Regions from separate parts of the Homo sapiens genome. Here region 1 is linked to region 2. A link is a loop called in an ENCODE intact Hi-C map of the cell type or tissue named here. Cell type or tissue: mammary epithelial cell. All regions are shown on one strand. Each heading gives the region's core, and the rest is flanking DNA. Links, peaks and the distances in the headings are about the cores only.

Evidence for each region. Peaks named below come from ENCODE experiments on the same cell type or tissue, not always from the same donor. Only the 100,000 strongest peaks of a DNase experiment are listed, where the experiment ranks them.
Region 1: it touches region 2 in a loop (5-fold over the local background); 6 of 110 quality-filtered maps call a loop at or near these places.

Annotation. Positions count from the first base shown.
Region 1 is chr2:200,317,865-200,323,255 of GRCh38, reverse strand. All of the region lies in intron 1 of SPATS2L (spermatogenesis associated serine rich 2 like), which reads right to left. Among named protein-coding and RNA genes, the nearest start is that of SPATS2L, 14 kb to the right of the region's middle. RefSeq lists a silencer at 1,096-1,390. In mammary epithelial cell, for the core only: no CTCF peak of the experiment used is centred there; a DNase peak (open chromatin) is centred at 2,695; H3K27ac peaks cover 2,252 bases.
Region 2 is chr2:199,982,961-199,988,351 of GRCh38, reverse strand. The region is part of intron 2 of LOC124906112 (a long non-coding RNA gene); the gene reads left to right. Among named protein-coding and RNA genes, the nearest start is that of MAIP1, 30 kb to the right of the region's middle. In mammary epithelial cell, for the core only: a CTCF peak has its summit at 2,546 (motif pointing left); a DNase peak (open chromatin) is centred at 2,511.

The DNA.
Region 1 (5,391 bases), core at 121-5,120, 330 kb before region 2:
AGCTGAGGACTCTCAGGGATAGGAAAGCTGTTTGCCCAGGGGTAGACAGCTACCACACAATGGAGCCATGCTGTAAATCCAACCTGCAGATCCCATAGCTAATTCTCTGTTCACAGTTCTAACTATTCACTAGTTGCATAGTAAGTTCAAATTTAACTTGCTAGTACCAACATGCCAAGTTGGTGGTCATGTTCTGTCGAGATTTGAAGCCTTTTTGGCCTTGGGTCCATAAGTGATACTGTTTCTCCCTTGCAAAAACTAAAATGACTGGAGGGAAACCAGAATAATCCTAAGACAAAAATGAGCAAGCTCAAAGGCTATAAAAATTCGAGATCTCAAAAACCAAAGATAGCTTTCTTGACTAGACAACAGTTGGTTATAAACTCTGCAACAAAGTACCTCTCAGATATGAAATATTACTCCTAGAGTTGGGTTTTTTCCCCCATTTTTACTAAGAATTGAAACCCACAAAATGACAAATCAGGATTACCCTATCAAAAGACAACTTCAATTGCTCCTTTGTTCTAAGAAACTGTGTGTTAGGTACTGACTGGCAATACCTGTACCTTGATCTTCACATTAATTATGCATTTTTCCTACAAAATTGGCTGCCACAGTACACACTGTAAGTCAGATTTGAGAGCTGCCAAGAGAAATGTTCCGAATGGCTGACTTTTTAAAGACAACTTGTCAGTTCACCAAATAATTCTTTGAGGGCTTATCCTAGTATACTTTGTCTCTCGTATACCTATACTTATACCTATAGCAATTATTACAGCTCTTTCCTGATGTATCAGCTTACAGCAAAGGCTAAAGAGGTATTTTTTTACATTCAACCCCTGATATACAAGTAATGAAACATACAATTCCTTTGACAGCATCAATTTACTTTGGCTGTTGTTATTGCTTAATTCCTAAACTGACTTATGTGAAATACCCTGATTCCTGGGGAGATAAGTGATTCTGGCTTAGTCCGTACAACTAAAACAAAGAAGAGTTTCATATTATCAACTCAATGAATATTTTCTTCCTTGAGGTTTCCTTTCATCAAATAATCATATCAATGCTTCATTTCCTTTAGTTAACACCTTATTTTAATGAGGCTTGATTCCAAAACATATAAGAATACACACACGCAAGAGGTACTATATTGAGTAAGTCAAGCATTCCAGCCAAGTATCCTATCTTTCATGTGGCACCAAGTGACATTTTGTAGAAGGCACAATGCTAACTATTCATTCTGCAAGCCTCAAAAAGATAGGCATGAACTACATGCCAGAATGGAAAAAGCATAAGCTTTGAAATCTGACGCTGGCTTCAAACACCATCTCTACCACCACTATCTCTCTGTGACCTTGAGCGAATGACTTATCTCCCCTCAGAGCTCTGTCATCTGAAAAATGGGCGTAACAGACTTACCTCAAAGGGGATGTGAAAGTTAAAGAGAATTTTATTGTAAAGAACATAGCATATAACCTGGAACATTAATAGACACTAAAGAACTGTAAGTTTTTTTCTGCCTCTCCATAAAATGCGATTAGTAATTCACTTTGAATTTGTTGTCTATTCACAAAACATAATGTAAACGATATCAGCTGTGGTGTTCTTTGTGATCACAATAAATTAAAAATTGTTTATCCATAGAATAACATTAAAGCACATTCATATACTGAAATTTATGCAGTCATTCTAAATATTTTTCAAATAATATTTTATGACAAGGAAATTTTTACCCTATAATTTAAGTGAAGAAAGCAGAAAAGAAAACCTGCATAATAAAAATAGTTCACATTTGCTGAGCATATGCTATGGTCCAAGAACCATGCTATGTACTTTATCTGCATTATCTTATTAATTTTTACAATAAACTTACTAGGTATATAGTATTATTATCCTCATTTTATAGAAGTAGAAATTAAGGTTTAGAGAGTTTAAGGAATTCATAGTCACTACGTAAGTTGTATAGCCAGAGCTGAAATCTCCAAGTGCCTGATTCCAAAGCTCTTTACCGACTATGTCATGCTGATTCTTCTGTACAAACGTCCTGGGTCCACCAAGAGCTAGTTTAAAACACACAAATATACACATGCACACACACTCACAACCTCACACAAATGCACATCTGAAAGGGAAACACCAAATGCTAACAGTGACAATCTCTGAGAGGTGGAATTTGAGCTGACTTTTAATTTTTTATCCATTTCAGTAGCTTCCAAATTCAAAGAGTATGTATTATTTTTAACATCAGATTTTTTTTCAAAAAAGAAAATGCATGAAAGTACTCTGAAAAATATAGACACAAATACTAGTATTTTTATGAAGCACTCATTTATTCCTTGATATATTATAGATTTGTGTTTCTTAAGAATACTATTCTTTTAAATTATTTTTTCTATCTAGTCCAAGGCAGAGAACATGTTTTTAAAAAAACTATTTTGTACATGAGTACAATAAAATATAGCACAGAAAGCACCATATGTGTTACTTGACAGCTATTTGACATTAATATGAGAGTCAAATAATTTGTGTGGGAAGAAAAATAAACCTCTTTTCAAATAATACAGAATTTTCAGCTTAGTGAAAACACATCCATTAGTGACACAATGCCATCAGAGCTCTCTCTGTCATGGTCACGTTACTGATACTGTCATGGAGCCATCTACACAGGCTGGCACACTGTTAGGACATGCCTCAGCCTGACGACTCTGTCCCAGGAGATGAGAATATCATGATGTGCTGGAGTGACACCTATGGAGTAATTTCCTGTCACCCCACCAATTCTCTTTAAGAGTAATGATTCTGTAAAGAGAATAGAATGATGTATTACATAGCAATTCCTTTGAACCAAACAAGTTCATGAGTTGAAATGATAGGTGAAGTTTGATTTTATTTTACAAAATTATTTTCTCTTAGATACATTAAAAATAAGGTGACTTAGATATGCTTTTTCAAGAAATTTTTCAGAAGAAAAATTAATGCAATCTAAAAATTACTCTCATGAATCTTATTCTTTATCATAGAGTTCTACTGTGTGGCAATAAGTAGACCAATAATGATCTCATTACTAAAGCATTTGACTAAGTCTTTCCCTGACTCTATGCTCTTGGATAACAAAGTAAACAAGTGAAAGACTGTCAAGCTAGTTTAAAAAAAAAATTCACATACTGATGTTAATAATTCTCTTGCAGAATGTCACAGGGCCCTATCTTTGGCCTGTCTTGGTCAACATTTTATCAACGACAAAGTAACATTTCCAAGTGTGCAATTGATAAATAAGTAAGAGTCTAACATCATTAATATATCGAATTTAAAAATTTTAGAATTCAAAGCTGTCTTGATAAAGAGGAAAAATAATTTAACAAAAAGAGACAAAATGTAGAAGGATAAATGTATGTAAAGTCCTCTAAGTAGGCACACATGATTCACTGCTCAAGTAAAGAACAAAGGAGACCTGGCTTTGTAGCAGTTGTTAGGAAAAAAGGCTTGGAAGTTTTCTTTAGCTTCGTATGTGAACAAACAATGTGCTGTTCCTGATTTACATGTGAGGCCCACACAATATTTGACTAGATTAATAAAAGAGTGCCCTGATCAAGGGAGTGAATAGCAGCCTGGTGTTTTCTACTGTTCAGAATACTCAGTCAGGAGTAGGCTGTTGCATTCAAGATGCTTTTTTTTTTTTTTTTTTTTTTTTGAGGTGGGGTCTCGCTCTGTCACCTAGGCTGGAGTGCAGTGGCGCAATCTTGGCTCACTGCAACCTCCACCTTTGGGGTTCAAGCAATTTTCCTGCCTCAGCCTCCTGAGTAGCTGGGATTACAGGCATACGCCACCATGCTCAGCTAATTTTTGTATTTTTAGTAGATACGGGGTTTTGCCATGTTGGCCAGGCTGGTCTCAAACTCCTGACCTCAAGTGATACGCCCACCTCGGCCTTCAAAATGCTGGGATTACAGGCGTGAGCCATAACATCCGGCCAGATGCACTATTTTTAAGATGGCATTGATAGAGTAGTGGGTGCCTAGAGGAATGTTAACAGGATGAGAACTATCAGTTAAGAGAACTAGCACTGCATAACCCTGAAAGGAGAAGACTTCGAGGAGGAGATACAATAGCTATGGTCAAATATTTGAAGAGCGACCACACAGAAGGTGCATATTTATTCTGTGGCATTCAAAGGGCGGATGGAAGACCAACAGGGAAGCTGCAGGGAGGCAGGTTTCAGTGCACCACTGGGGAAGAGGTTTTACAAATATCTGTGTCCACCTGTGCTTGATGGAGTATTGGTCCAATCACAAATAACATGAAGTCCAAATCGAAATGGGCTTAGGGTCCGGAGCACTGCAGACTACTGTCATTAGCATTATTTGGCTTCATAAAATGTTGACCAAACTCCTCGTTCCTGGCTGGTTCAAATGGCAACTGGGATAATGTGGAAAGAATTCCTGCATTTGGTGAGATGTTAGACCACAGTATCCATTTTCCGTTTCCATTGTCTGCTTTCTACACGTGTAATTTCTTATCACTGAGTTTCATGAAGATACTCCTAGTACACACATGTAAGTAATATCTAAATATGCCTCACCTTAATAAATGAGGGGAAAATGTAAATTTAAATGCAATCGAGAAGAGTCCAGAAGGTGAAATTCCACAAAAGTTTTCATATTATAAATTAGTGCTGCCATGGAAACCTTAGTTGATATCATCCACTGCAACCGAAACAGTTCTTGTTCAGGGAGTACCAGAACAATGAATGAGTTCATATATTCAGTGCTACAAACCAGCACTAAATAACATTTTTAATGCCATTATTTCTAATTTTTGAGGACGTAGATTTACATGGTCTCCTTGAGTGTTCATGATTTTGATATGGCACTAAAATTGAGGGTATGGAATTACAGTGGTGTGATCAATTGCATCAAGAGCTGACCAAGTCACTGGAAGCTCAGTACATGTACTGAATCCACCATTCAGATTCCACAGGAGAAATAAACGAGAAAGGAAAAAGACCTGCCAGATCAGGGCATTTGCAATCACAGTGACTGGCATAACATCTTCCCCTTTTCCCTTAAAAAATTACAGGACTGACCACATTCCTACAATAAACACTTGTCGATCAGGGCAGTATGTGAGATCAGACTCTCTGCTGTTTACAGCACTTCAACAAATGGGTTTTCTCAGTTATGTACTGGTAATCACTACAATACGTGAAAGTCAGCCCACACTGAGAACAATATTGCCTCCAATCAAAATCATTCTTACCTTAGCATACTAAAGCTTTTTCCCTCTTGTAAGCAACAAAAGCTACAACAAAAGAACTTCCCAAACACCCACAGCTAAGGAAAAAACTGCTCCAACAAAATAAGTGTGAAAAATCTGTCCCTGGTGTCCAATTCA
Region 2 (5,391 bases), core at 124-5,123:
CACAAACACTCGGTAACCACGTAACAGCTGTCTGATGCAGAGCAGGGTTTGTGAATATGTCTGAAATTATCAGCGGCAACAGCTGAAGAAGACAGATGCTGCGAAGGCTTCTTCTCTGTTAAGAGAGACTTTTAGAGAAGATCTGGGAGACCACGGACCTCATGATTTCAACAGCAGGGGGAAAGTGTTTTGAAGCCGTAAGCCACAGCTTGAACGTAAGAATCCTTTAAAAAAGTTACGTTTAATGACAAAGAAATCAGCACAAATTTTCAGTGGTGAAACTGTCCTGCAAACCTGTGAGGTTAAACTGCAAAAGAAAACATTAATGGATGAAGCAGCCTATCCAAATAATTTAAACACCCTTCCGGAAAGCATTTGACACCATTTTTCATAAAAAATCTAATCTGCAAAAATATATTCTGGCATTTACAAGGCAAGCTATTTTAACCACAATGAGAAAAAGAATCCCCCAAACCAATTTTGAGATAGGCTATCGTATTACAGTCAATACTGTGGCCTGGCAGGAAGAACACTGAAGCTCATTTGAAATACTGTGTGCAGCTCTGATAAGGACATAAATATGGAGAAGGTGGAGCAGAGAGCAACCAAGTGATAAAGAGACTCAAAGGAGACATACTTTACATTAGCACATATCTTGCAAAATCAGCAACTGCACCGCACTTGGTCAGCAAAGAAGGGGATTTATGAGAGAATTTCATTGAGATGTTAAGAAAAAATCTGAAGGGATTACAAATGATAAAGCAACAGGGCTGCTTGACTTTGAATGTAAAATCAGGGTCTGCAAATTCAGGTGAATTGAAAAAAGGTTTTTAATGTTTTTTGTTTGTTTGTTGAGGAAGAGCTTGGAGTTGTTGACATGGGGAAAGGAGCCTTGAGCAGTGCTGAATGGGAAAGAGGGACAGCAGAATAATTGTCAGAACTGTGGAAAGGTTAAAGGAAGAAGAAAATAAATGTTATAGCATCTTTGACATGGCAGCATAGAATCGTCCCACCTTAGACTGGAGAAACAGATGCTTTCCTTCACAGATCCGCCTCTGAGTTTTATAGAGAGAGATGTTGCTCTTCTTGGGTCCACCTCATACTGGTTTTGCGTAATTCTGATCTATGATGCAGAAAGTAACTTGTTTCATTGTGATGGAAAATCTAGATCCCATAGATCAACTTCTTAATGCTCTTTCTGGCTTTTCTCTTCCATTATTTCAAGTCCAAGCCACCATTCAAGGTTCAGTTCAGATTCCATCTCCTCTGTGACATCTTTGCCGATCTCCCCGGTGGAAGTGAACTCTTCCAGCATGTACACCTTTCATATTCATTTGGCACTTTTTAACTGCCAGGGCGGGGCCCCCACCTAGATTATAAGAAATTTAAGGGCAGGGACAATATCTTATTTGTTTGTATGTTTTCCCTTCATACTTCTCACGCACTTTTTGGTAAGGGGCTCAAAAATGAGTTAGGGCTTGGTTAGTAAAGGACATAGAAGCATCTTATTACTTATTAATAAGCATGCTTATTACTTATTAGCTCATGACACCTTATTATCCTAGGTCTTGGTTTTCAAAGACAGCCAGGCAGTGAGGATCGGTGTGATAATAATAGTGGCTACCATTTATTGTGCACCTACTGTGTACCTAGCATCAGTTATATCGAGAGAGAGAGAAAAAAAACAAGAATTGCAGGGAAAACATGCCCTTTTGAGTGGTGAAAAGAAGCAAGAATAGAGAGCTGAGATCCAATCTAAGATGTGAAAATGGAAGAAATCAGTTTTCTTAGAAAAGAGAAAAATATTTTAAAGTGCTAAAGTATAGTTACATTTATTTTAAATTATTTCATTATGTTTGTATTATGTGATCATACTCTACCATATATATGTGTGTGTATATATATATGTATGTGTGTGTATATATGTGTGTGTGTATATATACATATATATCCATGTAAATGTATTTGTTAAAGTTCTAGAGGGACAGACACCTGCTGATAGCTGTGGTTTCCTCTAGGGAGTGGAGTAACTAAGTGACAGATACTCAAAGGAGACATAACTTACATGATCACGTTCAGTCTGCAGCGAGAAAAGGGGGTGATATCATTGAGGACTTTCTGTTGGCCTCTATTTATGTATTATTTTTATAACTGCATATTCATGTGTATACCAGTAAGAAGAAATACAGCACTTCGATTATTTTATCAGTGAGAATTAGAATTCAATATAAAGAATTTTTAGCTAGAGATTAAAGAATTGACAAGGCAAAAAAGGGGCCACTGAAATGTAGCAGAAATAATAACTGCAGAAAGTAGTCACCACTTCAGGCTGGGGAACAAAGGGAGAAGGTTGGGCTTGTTAGGATCTCAGAGGACAGATTCTGATCTTTGAAAAGCGGGTGTCCGCAGAGGCTGGGAAAACTGCACACTGGAATCAACTGCCTTTGCTGGGGTGAAGGGCTATGGCTGGGAAACCCTAACAGGAACAGGAAGCAACTGGTTCTTTCTCTTCCTTCCACCATGCTGTCTCCCCTTGGCGCCCTCTAATGGAGACAAATGGCTGAGCTTCCTTCTAAGTCCCACGGGCATGTGTGTGGCTTATTGATGAACCTCCCAATTAAGCTGTGCTGCAAACTCTACCGATCTAGGTGGATGACATTAACAAGTTAGCTCTATCATAGTCATAGGAGTCAGAAGTAGCCCTAAAGAAGTTAGAAATGAACCTGGCGCTTATGTATATAACTAGGTACGTTGGTTTGGTATAGAATACACACAAGACCCCAATTTTTTTTTATTCTATTTGTGGCCCTCTCCACTAATTAACTGGACAATTCTATAGAAACCACATAATGTCTTTCAAAATAACCATAGTAAGAATTAATTCCAGTATAGCACTTAACGATGTGACAGACACTAAGTGTTTTATGTATGTTAACTAATTTAATCCTTGTGACAACTCTACAAGGAGCAGGACTGTTAAGTAACTCATCCAAGGTCACTAATAGTAAGGGGCAGTCCAGGAAGTGGGCCCGACCATCTGATATAGAGATTATCTCTTTATTATCAAGCTTTGCTGCCTCTCACTTACATTGGGCTTATCATATGCCAGGTATGGCTCTACTCCCTTAAAATATAGAACAATCCTCTAAGGTAGGAACCATCATCCCCATTTTACAGATGAGGAAAACAAAGCCTGAAGGGCTATGAAACCCTCTGGCCTCCATTTCTCTGGCTGTTAAGTAAGGAGGCTGGACCAGCAGAAGTAAAAAGCTGGTTCTGTAAGACACTAGGAAAGAGCCCAAGTGTCCTGGCTCAAACACAACTAGAAAGAAAGACTCCCTTTATGTCTTTATAGACCCCCTGACCTCAGAGGATTGATGATAAAACAGTCTTGTATATGAGTACTAAAATTGCCAACTCAACAGAGGTTTTTATTCCCCGCTGTCTATTCTCCTGCCAGGAATTAGATGGGAAATAAAAAAAAGGGAATTAACAGCTTTAAAAAAAATCATTTAGGAAAATCTGTTTCTTGCTGTTGGCAAGTAGCTCTCTGGTCATAGCCGCATCTGAGTATATTCAGACTCCCTTAACATTAAACGGGAGTGTGGGGGTGAGGGATAACACACCCTTTTTATTGCTTTGCTTTTTCCCATTTTTATTTTCTGCTTGACTTTAATAGTTTCAGTCTAACACCAGCCTTTGAAATGGGTTAGTATTGTCACAGTGGAAAGGCCCAGAGCCCAGGGAAGCTGAAGACCTTGCCTGAGGACACCCACCTGGTGAGAACTGAGCTGGGATTTGAACTTGTGATTTTTACCTAAAGTGACAGTATCAGGACTGCCAAGACAAAAATTGATCTTGTGTTAGAAATTCTGTTTTTTAAATAAAAACTTTCCTATCACTGTGTAAGCTTATAACTCTTGACAAGCCAAGGATAGGGACATTGTTAAACTGCCAGCCCCTCAGCCAAGTGAGCTGACATCATTGCATCCCTGACAGACTCATGATAGCAAGTCACAGGCCATCCACGCACCATGCTGATGCCATTTGAGGTCCATAAGTGTTTAACATCCCCAGGACCTACACACCACGTGAGGGAACGGGCATGTGGAATATGGCAGTACCTGCAAGAGCCACAGGAATGGAGTGATTTTATAAGGATGGACACCTGTTTTCTTCGAAATGTTCCTATGCAGCGGGGGAAGAAAGTCCTCCTGGGCAAAAGCAAGTCCTCTCTGTTCTCCACCAACAAATAACTTTACCACACTTTTATAATGCCATTTTGGGCTTATAAAAATGTTCCTAATATAATCTGCTGGGAAATTGATGGCTTATGGCAATGACAAGAAGCCTGCCTCAGAGAATGATCTTAATTCATCATTTTGAACATCTGTAGAACCCCCTAAATTAGCCTGGAGAGGAATGAAAGTGAAGGGAGGAGAGCAAACCTTCCCAGGGAATGGGACTGGTATGATGCAGATTCCTGCTAATTTTCTCTAAGAGTTGTTAAGCAGAAACAGCAGAGAGAGCTGCTCCTATTTCAACCCTTCCCTTCTTCAGATATGCCAGAAGGTCTTAGGGAATTCTACACTCCTCTACAACACAGCTACCAACGGTATTATTCAATACCTCCTCAAATTTGAATATGAATTACTTTAATCAACAAAGTCAACAGTTAATTGAATCCAGCACTGTTGAAGGGAGATTGGAAGGAGATGGGGTTACTTAGATCAGGGTTACAATCCCACAGCCCTCACTGGATATGCAAATCTTTGCAGGTATTACACATTTTGTCTGGGTTTCTTCATTGAACAAACAGGGGTAATAATGCCCATCTTATTGGCTGATGAAACTATTAGCCATGATGCTTGGCAGTGCAATTTACAACATCTGGATAAAATTTTAGTGTATTCAGAATTATGTTGACTGACTAAATTTTAGTGCATCTAGGAGGCATGGCTATTGGTTTCCTATGGATGTCTTAACAAAGTACCACAAACGTAAAACAATAAAAGTTCTAAAGCAACAGGAACTTTTTCTCTCATAGTTCTGGAGGCCGGAAGTCTGAAATCAAAGTATCAGCACGGCCATGTTCCCCCTAAAGGATCTAAGGAAGAATCCTTCTTTGTCTGTTACAAGGAGGCTCCAGGCACTCCTTGGCTTATGGGTGCTTAACGCCAATCTCTGCCTCTGTCTTCACATGGTCTTCTCTCTGTGTCTCTGTGCTCTATCCTCTTCTTAAAACATCACCAGTCATTGGATTTAGGGCCCACCCTACTCCACAGTGATTTCTTCTTGATCCTTAAGTAATTACTTCTGCAAAGGCCCAAATAAGGTCAAATTCTGAGTTGCCAGGTGAACATGAATCTTGGCAGACACCATCAACCCACA